2 separate regions of the Mus musculus genome follow, and region 2 is linked to region 1. A link is a loop called in an ENCODE intact Hi-C map of the cell type or tissue named here. Cell type or tissue: left cerebral cortex. All regions are shown on one strand. Each heading gives the region's core, and the rest is flanking DNA. Links, peaks and the distances in the headings are about the cores only. Region 1 has its middle 62 kb from the start of Gm34434. Region 2 has its middle 15 kb from the start of Gm34434.

Region 1 (15,000 bases), core at 8,160-10,659:
TTGCTATTTCACACTCCACGCACAAGAAAGAGTAAATTGTAGGTCCTGATTATCAACAGATAACAAGACATACTGTATATAAATAAATGCTCAGCAGCATCAAAACCCATTATTGGATTAGCTATATAATCATGTCTCAGGCTGTAAGCCTGTGCTGACAAATGAACACTTTTCATTTGGCTCAAGGTCCTCATCAGCAACGGAACTAATTTTACATTCTCACCCATTAAGTGAATAAGATGTGGAAAAAGCTGTCTGCTTTTTGAAGTGTAAATTTGCCGCTACAGGCTGTGCAGACCAAAGCGCTTTTGAAGCAGGCAAATGAGATCATCTCTAGGGACATGCAAACCTCACAAAGTTTAGGTCACTTCTACGGAAGGGATAAGGTGTGTGTTATGTGTGCTCACCAGGTTCATGTGACTGAGGTGTCCGTGGACGCTGGGCTGCGGGGGTTCTCTTGGTCACAGAGGATGAACACTTCTAAACCAGGGTTACAGTTTGGAGCTTGGTTTAATGGTTTGATTGGAATGGTCTGTATAGACTCACCTGTTTCAAAGCTTGCCAGTAGGGAGTGGCACTATTAGGAGGTGTGGCATGGATGGAGGAAGTGTGTCACTGTAGGGGCGGGCTTTGAGGTTTTGAGGTCATATATGCTCAAGCTACACCCAGTGTGATACCCAGTCTCCTGCTGTCTTCAGATCAGGATGTAGAACTCTTAGCTATCTCTCCAGCACCATGTCTGCTTACATGCTACCATGCTTTCTACCATGACAATAATGGATTAAACCTCTGAAACTGTAAGCCAGTCCCGGTTAAATGTTTTCTTTCGTAAGAGTTCCCGTGGTCATGGTGTCTCTTCCCAACAATAAAACTCAATCTAAGACACCCCGTCTCTTTCTTCTCTAGAAACCAAGGTCCCACAGAGTGGCAGAGTCCGAGAGGAAGCACCAAGGGTTGGGCAGGATTGATGGGTAAAAATTTCCACATGTGAGGCAAAGGGGCCACTGTGGAGAGGCCGCTAGTCACCTACACTCATGTGTTCCAAGTTACCCTAGGTATGTACTGTATCAAAGAGCCTACTGGTCTGTCTCTAGCACAACCTTTCCTTTGAAATCCAGAGTTCGACGACACCGTGAATTTGTCAAATCTGTGTGGAGAGATCATGCATATCTCAAATTTATCATATTTAAGTAAAACCACTGTGTGCCGCTGCAAGAATTAGTGCCTTCCCCTTTAAGTTTCATGAATTGCCTCTTCCTTCTTCTTACTCTATACAAAGATTATTTTTTAGCGTTTACTAATTGTGCAAAATAATGCCTGGACATTTTCTTACGTGTGTGAAGTACACGTTGGTGACTCTCACCCTTCATTGCCACCTGCTGATGCTGGTTCTTCTGGTCTCTTTCTCTTCTCAAATACTTCCTAGTATACTTTTATATCTTTCAAAGATCTAGATTCTGTGGACAGATGAGAGAAAACATGGGATTTCGCTTTCAGAGTCTGGCTCATTTTGCTTAGCATGATGGTCTTCAGTTCCACTATTTCCTGTTAGCACTAGGACTCTATTTGTCTTTATAACTGAATAATAGGCCATTGTATACAAACACTTCTGGTTTTGTTTTTGATTCTTTGATATAGAGTTTCTGTATATAGTCCAGGCTAACCTTGAATGGTTAACCTCAACCTACCAACTGCTGAGATTATAGGTATGTGCTATATCACTCTTGGCTTAATGTACCACATTATATATATTCATCCCTTGTAGGGTATCTACATCGTTTTTCTAATTTATTAGCTAGAAAATTAGAAGTAAATTTTCAATATATTTAGTACATTCTCTGTCTCTGTTTCTCTGTTTTTGTCTGTTGTCTGTCTCTCTCTCAGTTCCTGTTTTTCTGTTTCTTTCTGTTTCTCTCTGTGTCTGTCTGTCTGTCTGTCTGTCTGTCTGTCTGTCTGTCTGTCTCTGTACGTACAACTGGCTGGAGCTGGCTCTCTCTTTCTCTTGTATAAGTTCTGGAGATCAAACTCAGGCTATTGAGCTTGGCAGCAGGTACCTTTATCTACTGAGCTGTCTCTCTTACTGCTAAATGTCGTTCCTGATTTCCCACACCCCCCCCCCATGAATTAGATATTGCCTATCAGTATTCAAACTGATTTATAGAAAATAAACTGCCTGTGGATGCTTAAGCATGAAGCATCATCTCTCATATTTGTCACAGTGGCATTACCCTCTGCCACCTTACTCTAACCATGCCCACCTCTCTTTAACTTATCCCATCTCACTCTAATCATGTCTACCTCATGCTAACCACCCCTTCTTCCCATGCATATGGGATCAGTGTCTTAGAACTTTGTATGTGCTGTGGATGAAGGAGCAGCGGTGGCGTCAAACGCAAGATTGACTTCTGGGATCACCTTCAGTGAGACAGCTCAACTTTATTCAGGGTGAACATGGACTATATAGATCTTGGGGAGTTGATAGGGATTTTCAGGGTGGGCGTACAATATTAGATAGGGCTGAGTTGCTAGGGATGGTTCATTTACATGAAGAGGAACTCCTCAGGAGAGAGGAAGTTGCCCCTGTAATCTGACCATAGACCATGTGACTATGCTCAGAAGTGGGGGAAGTAGAGTCATACATCATAGCACATAGGCTGAGAGCAGGGAGAGAGTGGTCCTAACTCCTGCTGGTCTCAGGATGAGATCGTCAGAGTTTTGGGAGTGTCTTATTCTCACACTCACTCTTTTTTCCAAGCCAGCTTCCCCATCACATGTGCCCACAGTGGGAAGAGTCAGGCCCTTGTTCAGTTTGGTCCTAAGTGCATGTTGAACTATTCGGAATGGGATCATGTTTGAAAATGGCCACTGCAGGTGTAATTGGCTAGGATGACATCATATTGTGAGAGAGTAGACCCTCTGCAATATGGGTTTTGTCTTCTAAAAGGACTACCCAGCAATGGGAGGTGGGTAAATGTGTTCAGAGGAAGATGATGTGCTAGCTGAGTTGGACACTTCCTGAAGGCTTCCAGATACCACCACAAGAGTGGTCTGAGGTTGATTTTCCCTCTGAGTCCTCGGTCGGACCAACCCTGACAACAATTGATCTTGATTGACTAGCCTCTAGAACTTCCAGTGTGGCATTTCTGTTGTTTACTCTCGCAGCTGAATACGGCAGAGAGTCACACCCATCTTTAGTTCTGATCCTCAGATCCCATATTATTTATATTCAAACTCAAATTCTTTATCATAATCAATAAAACTTCATGATCTGGCCCCAGCATCTTCTTCAATTTCATTTTCCAACACCGCTAGCCTCATTGTCTCCATGGCATCAGCTACTTTTCTGTTATTTAGTGATGTCAAACGGTTCTCACAATGACTTTTGTTTACTGTACCCTCTACTTGGACTGCCAGCCTCCTCTCTACTTTTTACATGCCTAATATCCTATTCTCAAAGTCTTATCTTCCAGGCTACCCTTCCCCGTCCCTGTGGCTACTCTCTGCTTCAGCCCATTTTCTTAGTAAAATTACTTAGTGCACGCTACATTCAATTTATATTCTTAGATATTTACATTCTTTTTGGAACCTAGTCTATATGGATCCAGGGAATCTTGTCATTGAAGTTCACCAATGTCTCTCTGGCACTTGACATAGTGTCTGGCTTATCCCAAGAGCTCAGCCTGTTGCACATCAGTGGATATAAGAACAGAAATTGCTTAGAAAGGTGCTCCTTCCCAATCCCCACTGCTAGTTATTCATATTCAGCATAACCCTTTATTATTTTGGTTATTATTTGGGAAAGAATGCTTTTTACTTATGAAGCATTGATTGGCTTTCTTTTTTTGCTATGACTGTCTAGCTCAGGATATCTGTCAAGGATTTCAAGGCCTGACGGAGCATGTAGTTGGAGTGATAGCACAGGGAACATGAGCAGTAGGTCAGGTCTTTCTCTGTGAATTTCATCAACATATCTGTGAGGCCTAGCTCCATAAGGATTTGTCTTCTTGGCAGCCAGAGTGCACTGCTATATAGAAACAGTGTGACGTCAGCCTTTGCTAAGTAAAAAAATAGGAAGTTATGTGGGTGATTGTGGGTGAGATTCATAATTTAGCTGTGTCCACTAAAATCTGTTCTTTCTTCCTTGACGCAAAATTAAATTACATTTCCCAGCCTCCCTTGCAGTTTGGGGTGGTCATATGACAGTTCTGTCTCATCTTCTGCTACAGTTTAATGGGTTTTCAATGTCCACAGTAACCTTAGAAACTGTGGTTGAAAATAGAAATACCTCACCTTGGGTCTCTGATGACCAGATGGAAAAAAAAATCTTCCCAATAGGCCTGAACTGATCAGGCAATCCTGGTGAGCACTTTGTGTTGAAGTGCTGAGATGTCAGGGTCCTCTCTACCTTCACCCTGACCACACTGTGAGCCCCTTTATTCAGGACATTGAGACCAGCAGAAGCAGAGCTCTAGGAGGGAGATGAACGGACATGGGTCAGGAATACCTGCTTTCTCATGAGCCATTGAAAAGGAGATCTCAAAAGACGATGACAACTCAATGAGGTGTCTTTCTATCCTATGAGGTATTTTCACTTCAATGCTATGTCCTCTCTAGCCTAGACTCCCTCAAGGGCATCAAAAACCCTTGAAATCAGCAATGAGAAGCAACATTTGTGACTCAGGGGCCCGAAGGAGGAGAAAAGGGCAAGAGAGCCTCAAACATGCTAAGACACTAGCTCTCTTCTCAGTGACTCTGTCTTTAGGGAGGGTGGTGTCTGTCTCCTGGACCCTGGATGAACTATTGCAGTCTAGTGATTGGTAGATCTAAGCTTAATGTTTGAATTACACTGTGTGTGGAGCAGGAACAAGATGCCCATTTTCATTGGATCAAGCCATCCTGCGTGCTATTCGACAGCACAGTACAGCTTGTAAGGACTTACAGCTTACTCACTATTGGAGCACAATCCAAGAGCAGAGTCATGTGAGGAAAATCCAACAAAATAAGACAAGAGTCTTATGGCCTCAGTTTCTTCAAAACACAGATTGTTCTTGGGACGTGTGTAATGCTTCTCTCAGGTGTAGTGGATAGAAGTGAGTTTACCTCAGATGTTGGTATTCATATGCATGGTTTTGCTTTGTCCTTGTGATTATACACTTTACAGGGGTGGCTCCTCTTAACCTCCAGAGAATAAATTGTCTGATGCTCTGAATAAAGTTGGCTGTCACATGAGATTTTAGTCCACCTCATTTTTAGGTTTCCCTCTCCCAAGTTTATGCCAGCAAGCAGAGGGTAAACAACTCTTTATTTTGTGTGCACAGAACCTCAGATTTTGTCAGCTTCTCTCTGGGTGGCCCAGCTGCTCCCTGCACAGGATACCAGGCCTCTTCCAGCCTCAGGGGTAAAATGTGGGTGGATTAAGTCAGTCATGGTCATTGCTTGAGGAGTAGGCTTGTCAACCAGGTCTGGCCAATAAGATGCCTGGAGAATTCTGCTAGGGGAATTTTGATGAAACATTTCCTCATGTCTAGACCAAGAAACAAGAATATTCCCCTTTCAAAAAAAATATTTCCCTTTCATCCCCTGTGGCATTAATGTGGGACTCCATGAGACATGGAGCTGTTACAAGCATCTTGTGGCCATAAGGGGAAATTCAAGGAGTCAGAAGATGGCGGTTTGGAGGGAAGAGGAATCCTTTTGAAGCAAGAAAGTGTAGGGACACCTTATCCACCTGGACTCTGCTTGAGTTGAGCTGTTCACGTTCATCTTCTTTTTCAACAAAGCACTTAGCTAACTGGCTGCACGTAGGCTCCACCCTACTCCAAACAATGCAATAGGTCACTCCTCTCTAGCAACCCCTTGGCAACTCCCACTTCTTGGTCAAACATATTCTGGAACATAGCCAGTAACTATGGGCAGTGGGTTGATCCAGTCTAGACTGGTTTGGGTACATGTCCAGTAAGGCAAACTGTGTCCTCAAAATTAATTATTGTTTTTTTTTTTTTTTTTTTTTTTTTTTTTTTTTTTTTTTGCAGGTGGAAATTCTCTAATTGCAATCTTAGGCCTAGGCATGATTGGACGGGCATTTGATTAACGCCAGATCAAGGGAAAGGACATGTGGAATAAACTAAGGCTTATATGACCTAAGCCTGTCAATCAAAACAGAAAACCACCCACACTCTACAATCTAGCAACCAACTCCTCCTCCTCATTGATTTATAGAAGGAAGCCTTGGCAGTTCCTTGTGCAGGTGACCGCTCTAGTGAAGGGAGCCACCACTCCTTGTATCTGTCCTGTGCTTTCATATTCTTTGACCACAATCTTTTGCTATGTTATTGATTGTGCTTTTTCAAATATTTGAGAAGATGTCAAGAGACCCCATCAACACCCTTTAGGCTGCTTTAGTTCACATGTTCACACAGCAGATTATCTTGGCTTTAGCAAAGGGGAAAGTAGAGTTGGCCAAGCCCGAATGACTTTCCCAGAATGTTGGCCAATGAGGTAGAGGTTAGGTTATCTTACTCCTGTCTCTCCTTCTCTCACACTGTTCTGGGGAGCAGGTGGGCTTCTTTTTAACCTCCAAATAATTAATTGAGGATGGGGGAGTGGGGGTAGCTATGTGGGAAACTTCTAAGATCACACTCAACATTAAGGTGGGTTTTGAATGACACAACTTCATGTGTGACTGAAGTGAGAGTGCCTCACCTTCCCCTACCTAGGTAGTACTTTAGGTTCCTTCTGGATTAACAATCCTGTGACAGAAGTGGTGCGTTCCAGTCCTGAGCAATAAAAATCCCAAGATTTAACAGTGTAGAAGACCATCCAAGCACCTGTATGTGGCTGCAGTCTCATCTGCAGTGGAGACCAGGGTAGGGTGCAGACAGCAACCCCCTATCCCACACCCCATCATTGGTAGGATTTGGCTCATTGTAGGCCATAAACTGGGGCTTCAGTTTCCCACTGGCTGTACCATGGGTTCTTGCCTCCTGGGCTCCCTTCCAGGGCTGCTCTCCACACTGAAGCTAGCAAGCCTGAGGGGCCTCCAGGAACAAAGTGAAGTGTTTCTGTAGGCCATGGAGGGGACAACCATGATGCTGCTGTGCTGTGCTCACTAAAGTAATATCAGGCAGCTCAGTGCCACTGTAGGGGAGAAAGCTGTCCAGAGTTAACCCTCCAGAGTCACGGGTCAGAAGGCTTCCTGCCCATCACAAAGACAAATGAAAAAGCACACAAAATAACTTACCATGCTACCATTTCTGAAATTGGTTGGGTTCATTATTTTGCCTCAAAAAATTGTGAAATCTCTTTTCTGAGCTGTTTCCTGTCTTTGTGGACTTAGGCCCACAGAGTGTCTGTAGGTATGTTATGTCTGCTTTTCCCATTGGAAGATTAAGCATGTGTCCCTACTGTTGCTACTAATCACAATTAATTATGATTCATAACAATGGTATTAGAAAGGATTCCCCCAGTGCAGGGACTGCCACTAATGTGGCTTTCCCATCCTTACCTTTCTTCTTTTCCTAAATCCAGGTCACGAGTTTGTGTGTGTGTGTGTGTGTGTGTGTGTGTGTGAGAGAGAGAGAGAGAGAGAGACACTCAGTACTAGCCCAGTTTCCATGCTGCCTTGGTTTCCCTCTCATGCAGGATGTCATTCATAGATAGACAGATTTCCTCTGGGCTTTGGCTTATTCAAGGGAACACCCAAAAGGAAGAGAACGACGAGGCAGAGCCTCCACTGTTTGGCCGTTCCTTAGAAACCAGATGCAGCCGTGGTGCAGAAAAAAAAAGGAGATTGGGCTGCAGAGAAGAGAAAAGAGGAAAGGAGTTGATGTGACTCAAAGGGGCCGAATAGTTGTGGGGGTGTCACTAGCCTACCAGAGTGGCTAAGACACGACAAGAGAACCGGACTTTTAATAAAGGGAGGCAGATTAAATTAGTCATGACAGGAAAATGAGCAAGAAATGCTTTCACATTGTTATTTAATAAGAAAAATGTGTAATTAACTGATAAAAATAGTTTTTGCAAGAAGCAGGCAGTTAAATAGTTTATAAAGCCAGCCAGGCCCGACGCTGAGTGTCCCTGACTGTTAGCAATCAGAATGCTTTTTATATGGTGTCTTTCTTTGGAAACGCACAAACCCTCTCACCACAGACATTACCTCATTTGCTTCACAGCCTAATGAGTGCTTTATGGCTGAGAAATGGAGGAGGAAGGAGGGACTCTGGAGAGATAAACTGAGGCTCAGGGAGAGACACCTGACCATGGCCTTAAAGGCCAGCTATGGGGAATAGCCCTCGGTCTCTCCTCTCCCTGCTCCATCTTATTTTCTGCATTAGCTGATGGCTTTGAATTAAACAATTGCTTCTCTCTTTCCAAAGCCGAACGGAGAAACCTGGGCTGTGTATTCTGGCCGATATGATCCCAGCCTTCCGAATGGGAGGTGGGGGTGGGAAGAGATCCTGGCATTTGCCATCTGCTAAGCCTGTCTTTAATCCTCAGCAAAGTAATGGAATGGAGATGAAGGAAAAAAAATGTGCAGGAATCAGGAGCATAATGCCACCATGAGCAAGCAGCTGTCTGGATTTTTAAAGAGCAAATTCCATGAGACAAATTTAATTGCATTTTTTAATAGAATTAAAAAAAAAAACCCACCCTCTACCACATTAGTGGGTGAAGGCAGTGAAATGGATGCATCCAGAAATCTCACTTGAAAGATGAATTCAACCGAGCGGATTCTGAGCTCCGCTTCCCGGATGGAAACCTGGCTGGAAAAGCCACGTGAGCAGCCGGTGGGCGGCTGTGCACTGGCTGGGAGACGGTGGCCAGCAGTGGAGTGCTGCTGGCAGGCTCTGAGATGGGCCTGGATCGACAGTGCATCCTTATTAATGACTTGCAGGAGGTGATGAGCAGAACATTAATTAAACGTGCACATGTGGCCAAGTGGGAAATTGGCGACGAGAACAGCAGAGGCAGGCACATAATATCCAGGTACTTGGTTTTCAGCTCTGCTGTGAGAGGTGGTTTGACTTATCCCCCCCCCCCCCCTTAGCCCCCTGCTGTCTCCTTGCTGTTTTGGGCTCCAACAAGATTTTCACTTGGTGCAACAGGGGCTGTATCTTTAGAGCAGGCTCATAAATCCCCCTCCCTCAGCCAAACACCACGGTGTGTCCAAGTTGCCACTTCTAGCCTGATGCACTGAAAAAGGAACCCTGCAAAAATGAATATCGATGTAGCGGAATAAAGAAGCATCCAGGAGGCCGGTTCACAAACACCCTGCCCTGCTTCACGGCCTGTTTGTACCAGCACAGGGCTGAATAATCAGGAAATGCAGGCATTAGGAGTTGGTGAAGCCCTTGTGTCTAGCTGATGCCCTCTGAAATGGGTCATTTGACCTCGAGATCCATGGAGGCATTTGTAAGTTAGATAGTGTCCCCAAATCCCAAAGGAAATCATGTGGCTCAGTGAAGTCTGATCTTAACACCGTTTCACCTTCAGTGTCCCACTCTCTTCTTAAAAGTTCATTCTGGATCATGCCAGTAGGTGGCCGGTAGAGTTGTCACAACCAGGTCTTGGCACTATCTTTATTAGAACTAATATTTATTTGACAATGGCTCTGTTGCCAAGAACGAAAGAATGGCCTGGGGAGAAGGCGAGTAAGTGGCGTTTGTTCTGAGAGGCTAGATTATCTTTTGTGTTTTATTTGATTTGGGAACCATTAGCCAAATTCTGGGTAGACAGAGAGAGCTTTGTAATGGGAAGGATGACACTAATTAACCCTATGGCAACCTGAAATTTTGCTATTAAGGTGGGTGTGTAAGTGTTTAAGAAGGGACACACACACACACACACACACACACACCCCAGATAACAATACTTTTAATCTCCCGTATTCATGGATGGTCATGGGTTGTAATTAAGCGATTGAACTCATATGGACTATTTCGAAGGTAAGAATTATTATTACATTCCTCTCTTAATAAGTGAAAAAAAGCGGTTGAGGTTGGTGCACAGCCTTTCCGAGTACAGAGTAAACTTGGGAAACAAGACCTATATAGAAGGCTAAGCTGCCTTGAGCCATAGCTCTCTAGCCTAGCATCATGACCATAACCCAACCTTGACCCAAGGTCACTTTGGGAATGGATGCTTAGAATACCTGAGTTAGAACCCATGGACAGATGCTAAAATGAGTTCTTTAATGACCTGTTTCCTATCTTCACATTAGGGGCTGAGGCAAGGCCCTGGGGGCAGCTCAAAGCATGTTTTCTGTTCTTACAAGCGACTTGGCTTTGGCTCCAGTTATGCATAATTCAACCCGAAAGCGTAAGTTATGATTTGGCTGGGTGGCACCTCTAACAAGGCACTTGAGTGACCCTCTCTGTTCTGTTAGCATGGATCCCAGCCCTCTGGCAGCTTGCTGAGTCATTTCTTCCACACTACCTAAGAGTTCTTTTGATGTATTCAGTTTTTTCCCCCCTCAAAACAGTTCCATACCTAGGAATGATTTTGAAGGTACACATGTCGTTCTAGCACCATTTATGGATGGATGCTCCAGGTTGCTATTATTCTGACCCTGAGGAAGTCATCTATCTACCCCCTTGGCTGGGATGGCAGGAATCAGCTGTTCTAGGATTGGACTGGCAGAGCATGCATTTCAAATCAGGGCAAAGAAAAGCTTTTCTTGGATGTTTAAGGATCTATACCATGGGAAAATAACCATTATATTTAGCAATGACTATATCTTTCAGTAGCATTCCTAAAATGTAACCCACGCCCTGAGAGTATGTAATGGTGAAAGGTGACAATAGCCGACACGGTGACAATGTAAAATTGTGATATTTCTGTTAAGGCAGACGGACAGTCACGTTAGAGAGAAGAGCTAATCACTCCAAACATACGCTTTCGGTCAGTCTAATCTTGGTTACCTTTACGGTTTACTCGTAGTTAGGAAGATGCAGCACAGTTACCACGTGATCTAAGCTTACCCACGTGATCAAAGTTACCTACGTGATTAAAGTTACCCACGTGACTTCTAAGATTGGCCAGAGGAGGCCAGAGAGCTTCCCACGGGCTCTCCAGTGTTCCTTCTTCTGGGTGGGATTAGTTACTTATGCTATCCGACTCCCCTGAGATACCTGCAGGAGAGGTGAGGTGCTGGGGCTCTGGTCAGTAGAACCAACAGAGACCAGCCCACTTGCCAATCTTAACATGGTTCTGGATATGAGAGTGAATATGTCTTGAAGCAAAATGTCCAGACTACCAAGCACCGCTGTGGAAGCCCAGTGGGTGTCACACTCAGTGAGCCACACAGATGAGCCCCGCCTGAGTTCTCGACGTGTGAGATTCACAAAATAGAATTAATGATGCTTATTTTTGAACTTTTAAATATTCTAGGGTATTTTGTTAGACTAGAGAATGGAACGTTTCTAACAACCCAAATTCAATTTTATTCCAGTCCTGTACACCATTGAGAAGACAAAAATTAAAAATCGAAGATATTTGACCCTGTATTCGGGAGCAAGCCAACTTGACAGGCCTTATCATTGGCTCCATATCAACATGCTCAGCTAGGAAACAGGGTCAGCCAATATGTGGTTCCTAGCTTGCTTTCTAGTCGGTGGAACTGATACAGCACCAATAACTCTGCCTGAGCTATGGTAACACTTGATGAAAATTTCTTCTGCCCTGTAGTAACATCCGCACAAATTATTCAGATATAAAATACATCGTGATCAAAATTACCAGCCTCAGAGTCGTGTAGATCCAATGGCTAGGAAACAGTTGGGTCATTTTCTTTGTTCAGGATTGTTTGGAAGGACAGTGGGCTTTGAAACAGGTCGATAGCTCTGAGGACAGCCATATGGAAATGTCCGTGCATGTGGCCCTTTGCTGGACAATTGTCTTGAGAGTGGATCAGAGTCAGTAAGTGGGACTTCTGCAGGAGGTGGCTGTCCTCTGGCTGAGGAAACCCTTTATTGTCTTTATAAAGAACAGTGTTAGACAAACATGAAGGTACAAACTTTTCAGCTCAATCCACCATCTACTGAGTCCCTGGGCTGCCTGTCTGTTTCCCTCTCCTCTCTCCATGCTGGTGTTATAGACTCCTACTGCTGTGCCCAGCTTTTACATGGATGCTGGAGATCTGAGCGTGGGTTTCTATGCTTGCACCACAAGCACCTTATCCACTGAGCAATCTCGCCAACCCCTGCAAATACTTTCTTTAGTTAGCTTTATTTCCATTGCAGAAGGCTGCACATTAGACTAGGCATGGGTGCTTAGGGGAAAGATGTAGTGTGTAGAAATGTCAGCTCCTGGTACACACTGTAAGCAGTCAATAAGCATCTGATGAGCAGGGCTAGGGAGATGGCTCTGTGGGTTGAGTGCTTACCAAGCCTGCATTCATGAGCCCCTGAGTTTGGATTTCCAGCATCCACATAAAAGCGTTCATTATGGCAGGGCATTCTTACAAACCCCAACCTGGGAAGGCAAAGGCAAGAGGGTCCTGGGGCTTAGAGTCAGACCATCTAAGCAATCAGTGAGTATCAGGACCAGCAATGCATTCTATCACACACACACACACACACACACACACACACACACACACACACACACAGAATTGCCATGCATCCCCACACATGAACACATAGACCAACACATACACACATACATACCTAATGAATAAATATGTGATTATTATCACATTTCTTCTGACATATTTTTGGGCATATCCAATGTTTTAGGTTCTGTTGCATTGTCAAACGTCCCTCCTATTGTGTGTGTGTGTGTGTGTGTGTGTGTGTGTGTGTGTGTGTATTATGTATGCACAGAGTGATGGGAGTGTGGTGGGTGAACCATAAAAGGTCGCCCTCCAGGTGGGCAAATCAGGGCACTATTCTCTAGCTCAGTTCACTTCTTAACAAAGCACAGGTCGGAAGTCAAATGGCCTTCTGGTCCCCTCCAATTTTGTTGATTTGTTTGTGGGAACTGTTATATTTTCATTAAATGTTGAGTCTAGGAGACTAGCAACAAGAATGCTAAGCACAGTCATACAGTAGGGATTTTTAATCCAAACATTATTTATCCAGGACTAATCAAAAATACAATGAAAGGATTTAAAAAAATAAAAAGCAAACTGAGAATCCGCCAGACATAAAACAAATGCGTTCCTCTCCAGCTCTTACGGACTCATTCAAACATCTGGGGGATTTACAGGTGTTAAAATTGCCCCTTGAAAGAAACCTTTTTATTTCCTGGGGTGATGGAAATATATTGATAATTACAAGAGGAAATGAGTTTTTTAAAATAAAACAATTAAAAGGGCTTAGCATTTAAATGAAAGAGAATGTAATTTTCCTTTATTTTATCTGTCATTAAATTGATGTTACAAGCTATTAGAAGAGTTTAGTCAAGGCCGATTTTCAAATATAATCTCTACTGAAGTGGGAGGCTGGAGGGGAGGTTGGGCACAGCTCAGTACCAGTGTACTTCCCCACACATATGCAAACACGAACTTACACACACATGTGCCTCAGTGGGGGTCATTTCTTTAAAAATTGTGAAAGCTGCAGTAAGAAACAGAGAATGATACCGTAGGCCCATGAGCACGAGCAGGAAGATGGCAACCCCGCTGCCTGTAAGAGGCTATTCTTGATTTAGTTGGAATAAATTCTTCTTTTCCCCTTGTATGTGTGGATGCACGTGTGTATGCATGTTTGCATGTGTGCAGGTGTTCATGCAAAGGTCAGAGGTTAACCTTTGGGGCTTGTTCTCCAGGAGTTATCCACCCTGGTTTATGAAGTCACAGTCTCTCACCAGTTTGAAACGCACCAAGTAAGCTAGCCTCGCTTGCCAGCAGACTTCAGGAATCTGTCTCTGCCTCTTCAGGGCTGGATTGCAAGTGAGTGCTACCATACCTGGCTTTCCTCACTGGGTTCTGGAGATCCCGTTTGGATCTTTGAATTTCTATACAAGCACTTAAGGCCGAGCTACCTCCCCAGCCTCTCAGGCAGTAGATACCTGCGCATAATTAGGGAACACCGGTATTTGGTATCTGCATAATCTGCAGAAAGCTGAGTTACTGTTAGAGGGGACCTGGGAATACACACAGGGCTCTAGATGGCACCCTTCTCCTCCTAAGTCTGTTTGGTGTCATTATGTGGGTACTCCAAAATTACTTAGGGCAAGTGAGAATATTGACACTCTGAAGATAAATAAATGCTATAAGTCCGTGCCTCACAGATCTGGTTGTAATTTAACAATAATCAGTACTGTATATTTATCAAAATACACCATTAATTATAGCTAAAAACTTACAATATCATTAATAGGGCATATTGCATTTGCTATCGCTTGCAATGATAATTACATAGAAAGGACACATGCATGATTTTACGCAGCATGGCTGCCTTTTATTTGGTTTCCCAGTATGTGCTGGGCTCTGAGACTGAAAACGTTTGTGACCTATCTTTGTGAGAACCTTTCAAGGCATGAGCATTTGTCCCTGTTGGTAGATGAGAAGTGGAAAGTTACAACGTGGCCTGTGAGCACACAGCTAGGAATCCGTGCAGGCAGAGCTAGGACATATTCCTCAGACACGTGCCTCAGATGAACGTGGTACCACTGAGATTAGCTCACGTGATGGGAAGGAAAATATAATAAGATAAAAAACTTGAAGACAAAAAAATACCACCACTACCACTACCACCACCACCGAGACCAAAGCATAGAAAAATCTCATCGTGGAAGCTGTAGTGTGTCACAGTGTGTCCCTCAGCATATTGCAAATGTTTATTTTAATAAAGCATTAGTCTGGTTCACTATTTCTTACTTCCATGACACCATCCACATTGGATCCTCACTGAGACTTTTCCCAGTTATCCCGTTGTTGTCCTGTGCCATGGGAACAAACAGCAGCAGGACTGGCCCTTTCATGTGTCCCAACTAATCACAGATGATATAAATTTTGGGGTGAGCCAATTTGGAGCTCTGGATCTGGACCTGGGTGGT
Region 2 (15,000 bases), core at 5,470-7,969, 49 kb before region 1:
TCTTAGCTTCCCATATAAGCCCTAAGCTTCTTATAGCTAAAAGAGGCTACAGTGCTTATTATGTACAATGCTCTGTATTAAGGTGCATTGCATTATTATTCCATTTAATCTCCATGACAACCCTATGAGGTAGGCCTTTTTTTTTTTTTTTTCCTCTCCATTTCCATTTTACAGATAAGGAAGCTCAGGCCCTGAGAACATGTCTGATTCACCCAAGGTTGTTCAGCAAGCAACCAAAAGCCAGTGCTGGCTTCGGCAGTATCCTGCTTTGTACCTTTCTAATCCCACTTTGGGACTGAAGGGCTTGTTCCTCCAGCCGTTGTCGGTGCTGCTGACGGGCAGCATCATCTGTCGTCACTGCTGTCCTCTGCTGAAGGAGGCCTCTTTGCTCAGTACCACACCTCCATTGCTGGAAAAGTCTGTCTCACACACTGGTGTTGCTGGGATACAAATATTGGTTCCCTGACCCCAGTCTGGGGCAACTTCTAAATTCAAACCAGCTCCAGAGGTCTTGGTGAGGTTCGCTGGGGTGTTTACTCTGATTCCACTAGAGCTCAACCTCTATGGCAGCCCCTCCCGCCCGGTTTCCTTCTTGTTTTCCTTTCTACAAATAGCGGTCCCTGAGAGAACACACTAATAACGCTCTTGTACACAAATATCTGATTCACACTCTGCTGCTTCTCAGGGAAGCCACCATAAGGAGCTGGTACAGGAGTAGTCCGAGCAAGGTGATGTGCAGTCAGATTCTGGAGCCAGGGTTCGTGCTGGCCATGAGTAATGCGGGCCCCACCTCTGGAGGCTCTCGAAACCGAAGCGGATCAACAATGGAGCTGGAATGGTGTGCTGAGAAACAGTCAGAACGATAGTACTGAGTGCCTATTACTAGGAGGTAGGGGCATAAGTGCTTTGGAAAAGGAGGCAATTAATTTAGCAATTAGTATGAAAACCTTAAGGCCTGACTGATTAAATATAAAGCAAGTTGGATCCTTTATAATTAGGAGGCAGAAAAGTTAGCAGTAGAGATATAAATTCCTCCTAAGATGGACAGGGTTCCAGAGGAATTTGAACACTCTACCTAGGTGAGGGTGCTGGCATTGCCAAGCCAGACTCTGAGATATCTGATCCTGAGATATGTTGGGTGATAGGTCTCACTAAGTCTGAAAGTCTCCTGCTGCTCTTGCCTGAAGACAGACCTCTTCCCCAGTTGCAGTTAGGGGTTAAATCTGCAGGGTTTGAGTCAGGCAAACCGAGATTGCTACTCTCAGTGGCTCACATCCTTTTTGTTTTCCAGGCTATCTGGCTATTTGGCACCGAATTAGCATTTCCACTTCTGTTCTAGCAGGTTAGGCTGTTGGGTGGCATTTAGCATCTCCCCACAGACTCTGTATGTTGTTTGAGTGTTATTACCCATCGCACATTTCCTCCTCCTCCTCCTCCTCTTCCTTCTTCAGCTTTTGACAGGTTCCTTGTGAGTTTCACATCATGCAGCCCAATCCCACTCATCTACCCATCCCCTCATACCTACCCTCCACCCTTGCTACCTCCGCTCCAGCAGAGGAAAAAAAAAAAACCTCCTTGTGGAAGAAGCTGTAGTGTGTCACTGTGTGTCCCACAGTGTACCGCTTTGCCCACAGTGTATCCATTGCAATGACTTGTTGGCCTGGTCGGAGGCCTCTGGCTTCTGCTACTCTATCAATGCTGGAACCTCACTGGGACTTCTCTTGGATATCCTGTTGTTTGTGTCATGGAGATCCTGTAGTTTTGGATCTATAGCTCCTTTGTACACTCCAGCTGTTCCTTGATGTTGGGGTGGGCCAACTCAAAGCCCTGGATCTGGGCCTGAGAGGTATCTGAGCTGGTTCACCCACCAGCTCTCTGCTTTCATGCCCGTGGGGTTGGCTCACCTGCAACCTCCACAACCAGCTCTATCTTGCTGCCCAGGTAAGGGGCTGCACATTTCTTAAGGAGCTACTATGTGGTGGGTTTTTGTCTGAAGTATGGGAAATCAGAAAATGTTTAAGAGAAATAGAATGCTTTCCCTTGCTTTTAGGAGATTCATAATTTGAGGGTGGAAAAAAAAAACCCAACCTAACAAAAATCTACCCGGACTACTATTAAACACACCAGTGCACGTGGTGCTAGAGAGCTCATAAAAGATGGCTGTGGTTGGGAAAGGCAGTGGCTGAGCTTACCTGTAGGCGGTAGACAGAAGAGCTGGGTGAAGGGCATTCCAAGGAGAGCAAAGGTTTGGATGACGAATCCCACAGGCGGATGTTGCTGTAGCATATGTCAAACCTGGGGGCGGGGGGGGGGGATGGAGAAGGGTCACATGTGTTGTGCTATGGATGGCACAGAGCCATTGGCAGGAATGAGGTTGTCTTGTGTTCTCTACTTTCCTGCTTGCAGTTGAATCTCCTCTTTTGTAGTTGTATGAACGTTGAGCATCCTCTTACAACAGATGCTGCTTACCAAAGCCACACGGGAAGCTTGCTGTATCCAGGCAGATGATGCATTCATACCAACGTAAACCTTCAGATGCGGCGGGTACCAAGCAGTGCTGGTGGCTGAATAGCCATGCTTGAGGTTACTACTACCCCCTGTCCGTAGGTTCCGATAGATGGCTGATAATGCCTACTTGGCATTTTATATATGGTTGAAAATTAATCATTTCTCCCAAATTATTTATGATAGTAATACCTAAAGGCTTGGTAGAGGAAATTGACAATGTCTTGTATACCCAGAGCTCCAGAACACCAGCACTTTGATACACTAACCCAGAAGGCCCTGCACATTGCCGATGCATGGGAAGGCCTCATTGGTGGGGAGCAGTTCACTGTATTAGTTAAGCTTGTGGGTAATTCCGAAGGCAGATAACCCACATAAGACCGCCATGTCTTCAGAGCACACATGCACAAAATATAAAGATTAAAGAAAGCATTGAATCCTAAGGTCACCATGCCTTGCAGATAAGAAGAATGGATGACTGCTGATCAGGTTTAAACTAAATTTTAAGGACAATTCGACATTTGGTGTGGATGAACTGATGTGAGATAGAAGCCACTCTTGCCTTCCTAACAGTTTTCCGCATTAACAACCATAGACGATGCACAATTGTGAGTTATCATAGTCTATAATGGGTCTACTAGGATGGGAAACATGCTTGTTACAGAAATGTGTTCTCACTGAATCTTTCTGATGGCAGTTGGATCATGGCTTAGCTTTTGGTTTCCCCTTAGGTCCCATTGGGCCCCGTGGATATTGCTTTAACATAGTCCAAGATGCCAACCTGCACACTGTATGAAGGGACTTGAGAGATGCTCTGCTCTTGAGATATGACTTTGAACTGTGCATCATAATTGAGAGGTGGAGGCTGTGCTTTAGAAGTGAGAGAAACTTTTTTTTTAAGAGCAATGACCATGCGAGACAGCCAGAAAGGGGAGGAGTACTTGAAGCAAACATTTGGAACCATCCTCTGTAAGTAGCCTTGGTGAGTGGAACACCTGGGGCGGACTGAATGTGGGAAAAGCTTTAAAAGGTGTTTGCTTTAATCTGTTAAAACCACTGTGAAATTTAGTTCAGATGTTATATGGATCTGGGTGAAAACGGTCAGATTTCCACATAAATGGACCAACTGGGAACTGTTCATCCTCTTGGGATCCCCAGCTTTCTAACCAAGCCTCCCTCTCATCCATCCAGCCGCTGCTCCTTCGCCTTCCCTCTCCCCAAAGCCCCCTTTAATCTCTAATAAGATGGATTCTTTAAGTGCAGTACAATCCATTAAAGCCCAGTGGTTCCCATAGAGGTTCGTGGGATTGTCCTGCTCAAAAGAGGTCAAAGCAGAGATGTCAGCTGATGGAGGTTCTTGAACTGGGTTGAAAGACTGACTGAAAGAGGATGTGAATGGCCTCTGGCTCCCCGAAGACATTGCACACCCTTTCTTTGTAGACACAATGACTACCTAAGAGAAATCATGGTGGACGCAGATGGACTTCTGGGCTCTGCGTCTGAAATGCTGGTCTCATCAACTTTTTGAGTCATAGAGAAGAGGTGGAAATGCAGGGCTAACGGGCCAGGTCTGTCCCATTGTCACTTTAGGATGAGCATTTCTGTAGTGGGAGCACGGGGGGGGGGGGGTTGGAGTGGGGGAAGATAACGCAATGATTTCCGAATTCCTTTTGACTTCAGGATTTCATGAAGGGGAAATCACACATGGCCACCTTGGATGGCTATATTGCTACTGTATGTTTTCTTTAAACAGAGTCTCAAATCCATCCAATATGAAGCAGATTAGTAATAGGAACCAGAAATCCTGGAAAGGCCACCCTCAGATTCAGGAAATCTACTGCCTTTCCCTGGATCTTTGTGTTCATTTCTTCTGACTCCTGGGTGGGGGGTCCATTCCAGGGAAGCAACATTTATATGAATCCAAGCAGAGGGAGAATTTTTCTCCTTCATCTCCCCTTCCCAAACAATCTAGCTTAGTTCATCATCTTGTGTTGACATAACTTATGAATGCTAATTAACTCATAAATGCTAATTAATAACTCCATGTGCTTCTATTTACTGGCAAATATAGGCATCCAGGTGCAGTGTAGACCCAGACTCTAACTCAGTGGGTTTCTCTATCTCTGAGCTGAGAACCTGGATGGAATGGTTCTGCTACACCATCGAAGTCACGTTTAAAAAATATGCATGGGATTAAAATGATTTCCTCACAAAGGCATCATCTTCCATAAGAAAATAAAGCAGAGCCAAATCCAGCTGTACTAGTCATTGTTCTCCAGAGACACTAAATCCGTAGATACAAATGTGGATGTATAAAAGAGATATTGGCTCATGTGATTATGGACATTCAGAAGCTAGTGTCTGTAAGGCAGAGAACCAGAAGCCTGGGAGATATTTTCGTTCTATACACGAAGACCTCAGAACCAAGGGAGCTGGAGGTATTGGTTCCAGTCAGAGTGTGAAGAAGGTTTGTGGTCCAGGGGTCGATGCCTCTGGGCAGCAGAAGGTAGATATGCCAGTTCAAGCAGAAAGAATGAACTCACTCTTCCTCTGTCTCCTGTCTGATCTACTCCACGGATTGGATTGTGCATACCGGCTTGGCAAGGGTGGTCTTAGTCTATCAATCAAATACAGATCTTTTTCAGAAATACCTTCACAGGGCCTGGAAGAACGAGTGGCTTTCCGTTGCCATCCCTCAGTCAAGCTGACACATAGGATTGTCCATTGCATGTACAAACAGTAAGATCAGAAGTACAGAGATGGCAGAGCCCGTTGTAGCCTGACCTTGGTGTACAGCAAAGTGTTGTCTCCTTGTCACAGGGTGTTGTAGGGACCTCAAATGTGTGCAAAAGACAGCTTGGCAAGGCTGGACCTGTAGAAAACCAGTGGGGCCCTGAGGCATACAAAGCATCAAGGCCTTGGCTGTCTTATAGTTAGAGTCTTATACTGGAGTAGCAGGCAGCTGTATAAAGTCTAGAGGGCATCCTAGCCATAGCCAGACCCTCACTATGATGCTGTGGACTCATGCTTAACTTTGTCTTTTCTGGGAAGCCCTGTGCAGCTCAGGTGATTATGGAGGCTCAAATGCTTCCAGCAAATGAAATAAATCTTGGCCTTGAGTCTAATGATCACAAACCTTGGGATTTGTCACGCCACGCTTCAGTGAGGAATTCCCCCCCCCTGCCCCCAACAAGGATATTTTTGTGTTACTTACTATGCCTGCTGTATCCGAGGGTTTTGTAAACTGAGGCAGAGGAGTTATATAGCTTAGGCAAGCTCACAGATCTAGGAAGCAGTGACGGTTCTGGGATTTGACTTCTGCCTTGGGTGCAGCTGTAGGCTGTGGGACAGTTCTGACACAGGGGGTCCCCGCATGCAGCCTTCCTCTCTGAGAGTTTCCACCCCTGCCTCTCTGAGCTACCTAAGAGCTGAGGCTTGGACCTCAGTTCCTCTCCCAGCTACAATCTACTTCTGAGCTTCTCCCCAACCCTCCCCACCAAGCCTCTTTGACGTGCAAGTCCCTCCTCCCACAGTAGTGTTCTCCAGTGGCTGCCCTTCCTTCCTCTCAGGCCTGTTTCTATCCCTTACAAAAACCATCCCCGGTTGTTTTCAAAGTCACTGTTAAATATACCCAGAGCAGAAACCCTCAGGGAGAGACCATGCCAAGAGGATGCAGAGCTAAAGGGGAATAGTCATACCCTTGCACAAGCCCCTGGCAGACGAGCAGTGCAGATTATTGCTTTTGGATAAGCTTCCTAGGTGTGGAGGAACTTTCCTTTGTAAAGAAAGAGAATCTCGATAGGCTCTCTTTGTAAAGAGACTTTATGGGTAGCGAGGATGGAGCTAGAGACCTGCTTTTAAAGGTGGGTGCGGGAGGGGAAAGCTCTCCTCTGGGTCTCTCCCAGGGGAGCAATGAACATATGGTTGCGTGACACCTCTCACACTGTTCTCTGGGACAGTCTGACCCTATCTTCCCTCCCTGGGTGGAGTTGGATAGAGATGGGACAGTGACAGTGTCTGGCAGCCCCAAATGCCGACAGCTGTGCAGCCCTGGAATAATTGCCTATATCTGTTTCCCCTCCCTTCCAGGTCTTGGAAAGTGCTCCAGCAAAGGATGCTGTGCGGTGTGATGACCTGCAAAGGCAGCCCTTCCATTTACGTTTCAAACTCCAAGTCAGCCGTGTCAGAGTTGGAGCCGGGGCTACAGAGCTTAATGGGTCAGACGCAATTAGCAGCCCGGAGAGCTCACGCTGCGGTGCGATTTATTTATTTATTTATTTACCCATCAGATTCCAAGAATGCGAGTGCTTAAAAGCAACCAAACAATTGCTCTATTGTACTGAAAGAAAGCCCAGTTCATTCAGAAATCAATCGCACCACCAGGTGGAGCTCACTCTGGTCCCAAACAGATGGGGGCTGACCCTCCTCCCCAAACAGTGAAATCCTGTTAAATTAAAACCTCCATCCAGAAGTGGCACCAATACAGAACATGAACAGGATGGAGTCAGTTCCTTTCCGGCAAATTCTTTTCTTCTCCTGCTCTTTCCCCTTCTTTTGAAAAGAATTCAGCATTCCGGGTTCATCAGCGTTAGCATCTCTGCCGGCACGCAGCCGGCTACCCTTTGCGGTTCGTCGTGTTACTTTAATGCGACTGAAAAATTAAAGGGCAATATTGGGCCAATGCAAATGGTTTTGAAAAGCATGTGCATCCGTGCAGCGCTCTCGTTTAATTAATAGTCTGGTAAACTATTTGGTGCACTTGAAGTCAGCGGAGAAGCACAAAAACTCCATGTTAAATATCCACTCCATATTTAACAGGCTGCAGTGAGGAGCACTAGAACATGCAGGCCCTTCTCGAGTTTCACTGTCTGAGAAATTTCAAAGCTGACCCAAGTCAACCTAAAAATGTTTAACACCCTGGGCCTGAACACAAGAAACCCTGTGATGAGCAGACATTAATTACATTTTTTTTTCTTTTTTAAAGAAAATGAGAAACTTTTTTTTTTTTTTTTTTTTTTTTTTTTTTTTGAAATAGAGGCTTCGGAACCTAATTGGCAGCTGCAGAGGTAGTGAGTGAGAGCCAGATCATGTGGGGAACTTTTAACACACTAACAGGACTCAAACGAAAACTTGAATAGCAGACACCTTTGTTTCCAGTCAAATGGGCTGATTAAGAAATGAAGCATTTTAACGAGTTCTTAAAATGGAGAATTAATTATTTACATGTTAAAAATTAAAGCAGGGTTATGTGAATTCTACTCTTGCTTAGGAGTTGAATAGGGGCAGAAAGAGTGAGCCCATGGGTGACGCCTTAAGTCATGAAGTGAAATTAAGGATTATAATTTCTAGTGACAGAAGTAAGAACTGCTTCAGGTTCTAGGCCAGGTGGCTTGGCTTGATCCTTCAAGTCCAGACTAGTTATGATATTGCCTGGAAACACAAGAAAACTATACTGGGTAGACTGGATTGTGACAATTGAGCAACAGAAAAAAACTAGCTATTTTAATCCTGGCCTTTGGAAAGCAGAGGCAGAGGGATCTCTGTGAGTTGAGGCCAGAGAATGCTACTACTGAGTGAGACCTTGGTAGGTGGGAAGAAGGAAGGGAAGGAGGAGGGAGGGAGGGAGGGAGGGAGGGAGGGAGGGAGGGAGGGAGAGAGAGAGAGAGAGAGAGAGAGAGAGAGAGAGAGAGAACACACACACACACAATGCTGACTGGTGGGGGGTGGGCACAGGCCTGCTTTTAAGGGACCCAGGGAGAAATATGCAGCAAGAAGTGAACAAGCCGTTCTTTATCTTACTGACAGATGCATTTGGATGCAGGGAAACAAGGGGGTCTCAGTCATTCCTTGGATTCAGAAGGAAAAGAATGGGCATGTAACCTTTGACCCGTCTGGCTCCAGCATCTTTGTCCAGCCCTTTGGCCCTGACCTCCTCACATTCCAATATCCTGAAGCCAGGCTCTCCCCAAGCCTGCGCTGCAAATGATCTTGGTGTTGTGGATACACACTCATGGGCTCAGGTGTAGTCTAGAGACACCCCGCCAGGCTTGCCTGACAAACTTATAAAACTATGGGCTTTTGGGTCCCAAAGTGACCGAGTTGGGTGGAGTGGGGCCCAGGGTTCTGTCAGAGTACTGCAGCTGAGAATCACTGCCCCAGGCTCCACTTAGAGGCCACTGGACTAGTTCTTTAACAGGTTCCCTTGGTCAATTGCTCACACGTGGAAGTCTGAACACAAACCCCTCATTGAACAGAAAGTCCCTTAGGCCCCTGAGTCAGTTCTCCTCTGAAACACAGGGAGGGTAGGAAGGCTCTGTCCTTTAAACCGCGTCCAGTGGTACCTGAAATGTCATTTGACTGATGAAGGATGAGACGAGAAGGGAGGGGATTAATGACAAACGGATCTGAGTCCTTGCTAAAATAAAAACGGATTCCTACCCAGTGTCTCTTGAAACATAGGCCGTGTGGCAGCTTGTGTGTGGTGGGCCTTGTGTAGAGAGATGTGCGGTGCAGGAGAACAGATTTCAGCCAAACCCAGGATCCTGAGCTCTGGGAGAGGTGACGCCTTTCTTCTGTGAGGAGAAGAAAACTTTCTAGAGACGGGAGAGCAGACTGTATCGCCTGATGGATGTGAAGTTTCCAAGTCCGAATGGTCAGGTTTGCTGGCTTTGACTTTGCTTTCTCCGAGCTTGGCCGGACAGCCCAGCATTTTCTGCCACTGTTTTGGGGCCCAGGGTTGATGGAGTAGAAGTCACAACTCTCCTTCCGTTTCAAGAACTCAGAGAAAGACAGCGCTGGCCGAAGAAACTGGCTGTGGGTTTTCAGCTATGGGTTATGAATGCTTTGGGCATCTGTATCCTCTTTGGGCGTTTTAATTTTGATCAGAACAGTGCGCAGTCATGCCCGGGAGGGAAAAGAAGGAATAATAAGGCAGACTACTGGCACTCTGTGGTCTGTTCTATGCAAACTTTCAAGCAGCACATGCCTACTAGGATTCAAGATTCAGTTCCTGGGATACATTCAAACCTACAGCACCGGGGACATGACTTAGTGGTAAAATGCTTGCCGAGCAAGTACCAGGACCTAAGTTCAACCCCCTAGAACCCACATAAAGAAAGTCGGGCTTTGTGATATACAGGTGTAACCTTAGTGCCAGGGAAGCAGAGGTAGGTGGATACCTGGTAGGCTGCAAGCAATGAGAGACTCTGTCTCAAAAAAGCTAACCGGTGCCTGAATAGTAACACCTGAAGTTGTCCTCTGGTGTCTCTGTACCATCCTTGTACCTGTCTGAACACACACACATGCACACACACACATGCACGCACACATGCACACACACACTCATGCATGCACACGTGCATGTGCACACAGAAGACATTTACAAATGTGGCTTTTATTAGGCTTACAGTAGCAGCCCTTGCCTATGGAAAATGGCTGCTCACTAAGAACTTCCCCAAACTCATGTCCTCTTTGAGATACAGATTTCCACACTAAATTTCATCACCCTACTAGAATTTCCTCTGGAATGTTTGTGCTAAATTCCTTTCTCCCTAATGAAAGTATACAACATAAAATCCAGCCCCAAGACATTAAAGCAAACACATGGGATGCAGACACACACAGACGTGTGGAAGGGCCATTGGGTTGAGGAAGGCAGAGAGACTTAGGGGAAAAAAGGAGTTAAGATCCTAATAATTAAGCCTAAATTTGCTTGACTCCTTTGGTTTTTGGAAGGCTTGAACATCAGGAGAGTGTGTGCCTTCGTTCTATGCCATGGGCAATCCCAGCCAGGAGCTTTGCGGAAGGAAGTTGTTGCTTTTTTTTTTTTTCCTTTTGGTATTTCCTGGATTTGTGTGTGCAGTTGTGAACTTAATTAGCACACTCGTGATTCTGCACCCTCAGGGGGAAAAGGGTAAATTTTATAAAATGTAAATACAGAGAAAAAAAAGAACCTCTTTTCTTCCTGTTCACAGCTTGCCCTCCCTCCCTCCCTCCCTCCCTTTCTGTCTCTCCTTCTTTCTCTTCCCCCATTTCCCTCTTCTTCTCTTTTAAGATTTATTTATTTTATGTGTATGAGTGTTTTGCTCACATTACATCTATGCACCATCTGCATGCCCAGAGAGGCCTGCAGAGGATACTGATCCCTGGATCTGGGGTTACCCATGGTTGGGAGATGCCATGTGGGTGCTGGGAACTGAACCCAGGTCCTCTGGAAGAGCAGCCAGTTCTCTTACCTGCTGAGCCACCATCTCCCCAGCTGTTCTGCTCTCTCTCTTGTGTAATATACATCAGGAACAAGGAAAGTTACAACAGCTTTGCAGAGTCCAGTCCTCAGGACCACTAAGGCACAGGGGCCAGGGATCCCACTAATTCTCTGTTTTACTTTGTGGACCTTCTGACCTGCTTTTTATGGAAGCAGATATGGGAGTGGAAGGTAACTAGGGACAGCACCGCATTTCCTTTCAACCATTATACTGCTCTCATCTGGCAGTGGCTTGAATAATTCCTGTTGAATCAAACTCTAAAAAAATTGATCAATATCATTATTTTTCATAAAGCAAACTTGAACTAATAAAGTTTCTTCTTTGTCCTTTTTCTCTCCCTCCCACACTCTCAAAAGAAAAAGAAAAAAAGAGCCACAACATGGGTGTATAGCTTGAATTTGAAGCTGTGGTGTGGAAAGCATGACATTTATAGACGGGTACATTTCTATTTAATTTCATGTGCATGTATGTGTGTGTTTCTATTTCTCCTCATCAAAGATACGACATCATAATTAAGGACATTTTACTTTATACAATGAAGAGGTTTTTTTTTTTTCAGTTCTCTTTGGCAATTTAATTACAGAGCTAATTAGGAACATGGTGGGTGTTAGGATGACAATGACTGTCTTTAACTGGAAACTCTTACTACGTACAAAGCGAGGAAGTTTTTAAATTATGGAACACTTAAATAATGGATTAATAAGTCAGTACATACAAGTGTACGAAGGAATCAGTCATATGCCCTTCAGTTGGCAAAATTCTTAATGGGAAGCTGATCTCTTCAACTAAGTAATTATTCTTTTGCCATTCCAGCATGCTGGGGGTTCTATGCTGAGGCCCCAGGGGATTCGTGTGCTGAACTTCAGGGCTGGAATTTCTGGACCAGAGCTGGGGCAGAAGGTGAAACAGCTGAAGACTGGTTTCAGAGGAAAAGCATCCAAAACTTGCCTTGGTGCACGGAGGAACGAACTCTGCTGTTCTCCTCTGCGACACCAAGTTCAGAAGCCAAGCAAGAGCGGCCTCAGCCTCAGCTCTCCAGAGTGCCCTCTGCCGGGGATTCCTGTACCCCGACAGAACAGAGCAGCATACAGAGGTGGCGGCTCAGGGTGAATTTTGGAAGTAGTTCTTGCATATATTGGGTAACCCTTTGGGTCTTGAGCCCACCAGCTAGTGGTGGGGACTGGAGAAGAGTGAATTCATCCATCTCTTTTCTGTCTGGCCAGGGACATGAGAACGCTCTGATGATGCGGTGCAGAAACTAGTAGGTAAATGAATGTAGAATGGCCCCGGTATTTTGAGATGATTTCTGCTTGCTCTATTTAGTAGATTTATTTATTTAGATATATTTAGAACAATTGGTTGTTCATTCATCAAGCATTTGTATTCATGGGAGGGGCTACTGTATGCAAGATTTTCATACAAAGACAGCAATACCAAACACAAACACCCAACACTTTGACAATAAAAATATAGGAGTTTGCTGAAAGATTGATTTTTGCAAATGTTCGAGAGAGAAATCCTTGGTCAGAATCTCACGTCTCTGGCTTCTCTCTTGGAAGAACCCATCTGGAAAGTCAGGGTCCCAGGAAGACAAACTAATTTTGTTCTGGAAACTGCTCAAGGTGGGCCAAGTTTGAAGGATGCATCTGATGAAATAGGATTTCTCAATTCTCCATGGTGACTGCAGAAGGTCAGAGACACAGCTGGGACCCTGAAATCCAGTTACCCCCTCATGCCAAGCCATGATTCTTACCCACAAACCTGGATGCTCAGTTGAGCTTTTGCTGTCCTGCTGCTCATGGCATAGTCAAGGAAGACTTAAGGCCAGACTTCAGAGACAGAAGGTTAAACCAGGGCTCTAACTGGTTCTCTGGTCAGTCCCTACACCAGGTGCTGCCCCTCTCTCCCTGCACCATGCCTTCAACCAAAGCAAGCTGAAATGAAAGGAGAAAGCATTCAGCTTCCTCAAAAAGCAGACTGACGTACTGAGGAGGTGTTAGCTCCCCTCATTCTTTTTTTTTAAAACAGTCTCACTATGTAGCCCTGGGTAGACCCAGCTAGCCTCAGAATCAGAGACCTGTCTGCCTTCAGCTATTTAGTGCTGGGATTAAAGTCATGTACCATCAGGCCGAGACAAACTTTTAAGTTTAAATGACATTAATTAATTAATTTGTGTCCAGCTGGTCACATTTCCCCTTTTCATGAAGCCCTTTCCCAAGGAGCCCAGCTGAAAGCAAGCTTTCTCTCTCTGTTGGCTTTGCAAAGGCCTTGTCTGATCAGTGGCTCACACATGGAACGTGTTATCCTCGGTCATTGCAGCATCATACTTTGGGCACATGCCAACTCTCCATGAACTAGGAACTCCTAGAGAGTAAGGCCTTGCCATCCTGTGACACCCCTGCTCTTGTACCATGAGCCCTTCAAATGTTTTGATTTATTTTGTGTGTGTATGTGTGAGGTTTGTGTGAGGTGTGTGTGTGTGTGTGTTTGCTTGTCTCTATGTGTACTCAATATATGCAGGTACTCAAGAGATGAGAGGAGCCACTAGATATGCTGGAACTAGAGTTATAGATGGTTGTGAGTGCTAGGAACCAATCCTGGGTCTCCTATGAGAGAAAGTTCTCTCCACAGCTAAGCCTAAGTGCTGTCCAGCCTGACCCAGCCTGACCTCCATCATGACCTCCAGCCTGACCTCCTAGCATGACCTCTGAGCCATGCTCCAGCCTTATCTGTGAGCTTTGTAAACGAAGGAGGAGAAGCTTTGAGGAAACTTGAATTGGATCATTGGTGAAAAGATAACTTCCTAGGAGAAAACTTTTTGATTCACATCCTTCTTTTGGTCCAGTGTTTTATAAAGTACCTTCCTGGGTGTGGGCTTTTGAAACAGTTCAGAAAGTGAAAGTGCTGGCCACCAAGGCGGACAACCTGAGGCCAACTCACATGGTAGAGAGAAGCGATCCCGCAAGTTATCCTCTGGCCTACACACACTTGCTATGGTGTGTGTGTGTGTGTGTGTGTGTGTGTGTGTATCTTGTCTGCATGTATCTTTATGCACCACATGTATGCAATGTCCAGGGAGGGCAGAAGAGGGAGCTGAAGTCCCTGGAATAGAAGTTACAGATGGGTATGAGTCTCCACGTGGGTGCTGGGAATCAAACTGGGGTCTTCTGGAAGAGCAGCCTGTGATGTTAACTACTGAACCACCTCTCCAGCCCCACTTGTCCCACTTGTCCTTGCTTTCTGACCAGAAGGGCGTGGGTCATCAGAGACTGGGAAAGGCAGAGCTCACGCTCTCTAGCTGGTGAGTCTTCCCAGGAACAGGACGACCAGCGTTGTCCGTGGGAGGCTGGAGAAGGAACGCAGAGCAGAGCTAGCAGGGGTTTGGAGCAGAGAGGCAAAAGCTTTGCTCCTTATTGACGAACAGTGGGTGGAAGGGCTGGGGAATAACCTTACCCTTCCCAACTGCGACCATGGGCTGGGCGAGTGGAGAAAGGGAGGGCTCTGTTCCATTCACTCGTTACTCTCCCTTTCTTGACTGTGGATCAGATGTATCCACTACTTCAAGAACTGTTGCCCTGACGACCTGCTACGGTGGACTGTACTCTTGAACTGTGAGCCAGATTTTTATCACAGCCACGGGAAAAGGAACTAAGGTATCCCACCGCCCTTTGTACCCTGGAAGGAAGGAGCCTACGTGGGGGAAGAAAAACAAACCTTGATTCATTCAACAAGACTTAAGCAGGCACCTACTGTAACCTTGGCACCAGCGACTCTGAGATGACGTAGGCTCTCCTGATTTCAAGGAACTCCTGGTGACTAGGCTATGGGCAGAGAGACAAACAGGCAAGGGGTAACCTATGGCAGTGCCTGGTAAACAAAAGGCATGCTACTGGAGGGGAGAGAAGGGCGCCTGTTATGTGGGTCAACTCTGCTCTAGAACCTTCTAGATATTTCCTCTTAGCTTCTTCAGAGGCCTGCAGCTGTTCAGTAAAGAAAGCTTGATCAAGTGAGAGACCCTGTCGAGATGATGTGGTTTAAGGGGTTGAGGGGAAGGGAGCATATTTGGTTGTCTCCAAAGTTCATAGCTTTGAGATGTCCATGCCCTGAGTGGCCAAAGGGATCTGTCACTTTTATTTAACTATGAATGGCTTCTGGGCCCAGCTCTCTCCCGTGTCCACCCAAAGGTGGTTCTGGTGGGTAGAGAAGGGGACAGTGGCCTTGGGATACCAGC

What was found. Hi-C counts contacts between places; a loop is a spot of excess contacts. Peaks named below come from ENCODE experiments on the same cell type or tissue, not always from the same donor. Only the 100,000 strongest peaks of a DNase experiment are listed, where the experiment ranks them.
Region 2: it touches region 1 in a loop (2.1-fold over the local background); 3 of 42 quality-filtered maps call a loop at or near these places.

Annotation. Positions count from the first base shown.
Region 1 is chr3:144,312,777-144,327,776 of GRCm38, reverse strand. No RefSeq gene overlaps it. Among named protein-coding and RNA genes, the nearest start is that of Gm34434, 62 kb to the left of the region's middle. In left cerebral cortex, for the core only: a CTCF peak has its summit at 9,506; DNase peaks (open chromatin) are centred at 8,415, 8,762 and 9,385; H3K4me3 peaks cover 782 bases; H3K27ac peaks cover 831 bases.
Region 2 is chr3:144,359,490-144,374,489 of GRCm38, reverse strand. No RefSeq gene overlaps it. Among named protein-coding and RNA genes, the nearest start is that of Gm34434, 15 kb to the left of the region's middle. In left cerebral cortex, for the core only: a CTCF peak has its summit at 6,875 (motif pointing right); DNase peaks (open chromatin) are centred at 6,872 and 7,198; H3K4me3 peaks cover 740 bases; H3K27ac peaks cover 277 bases.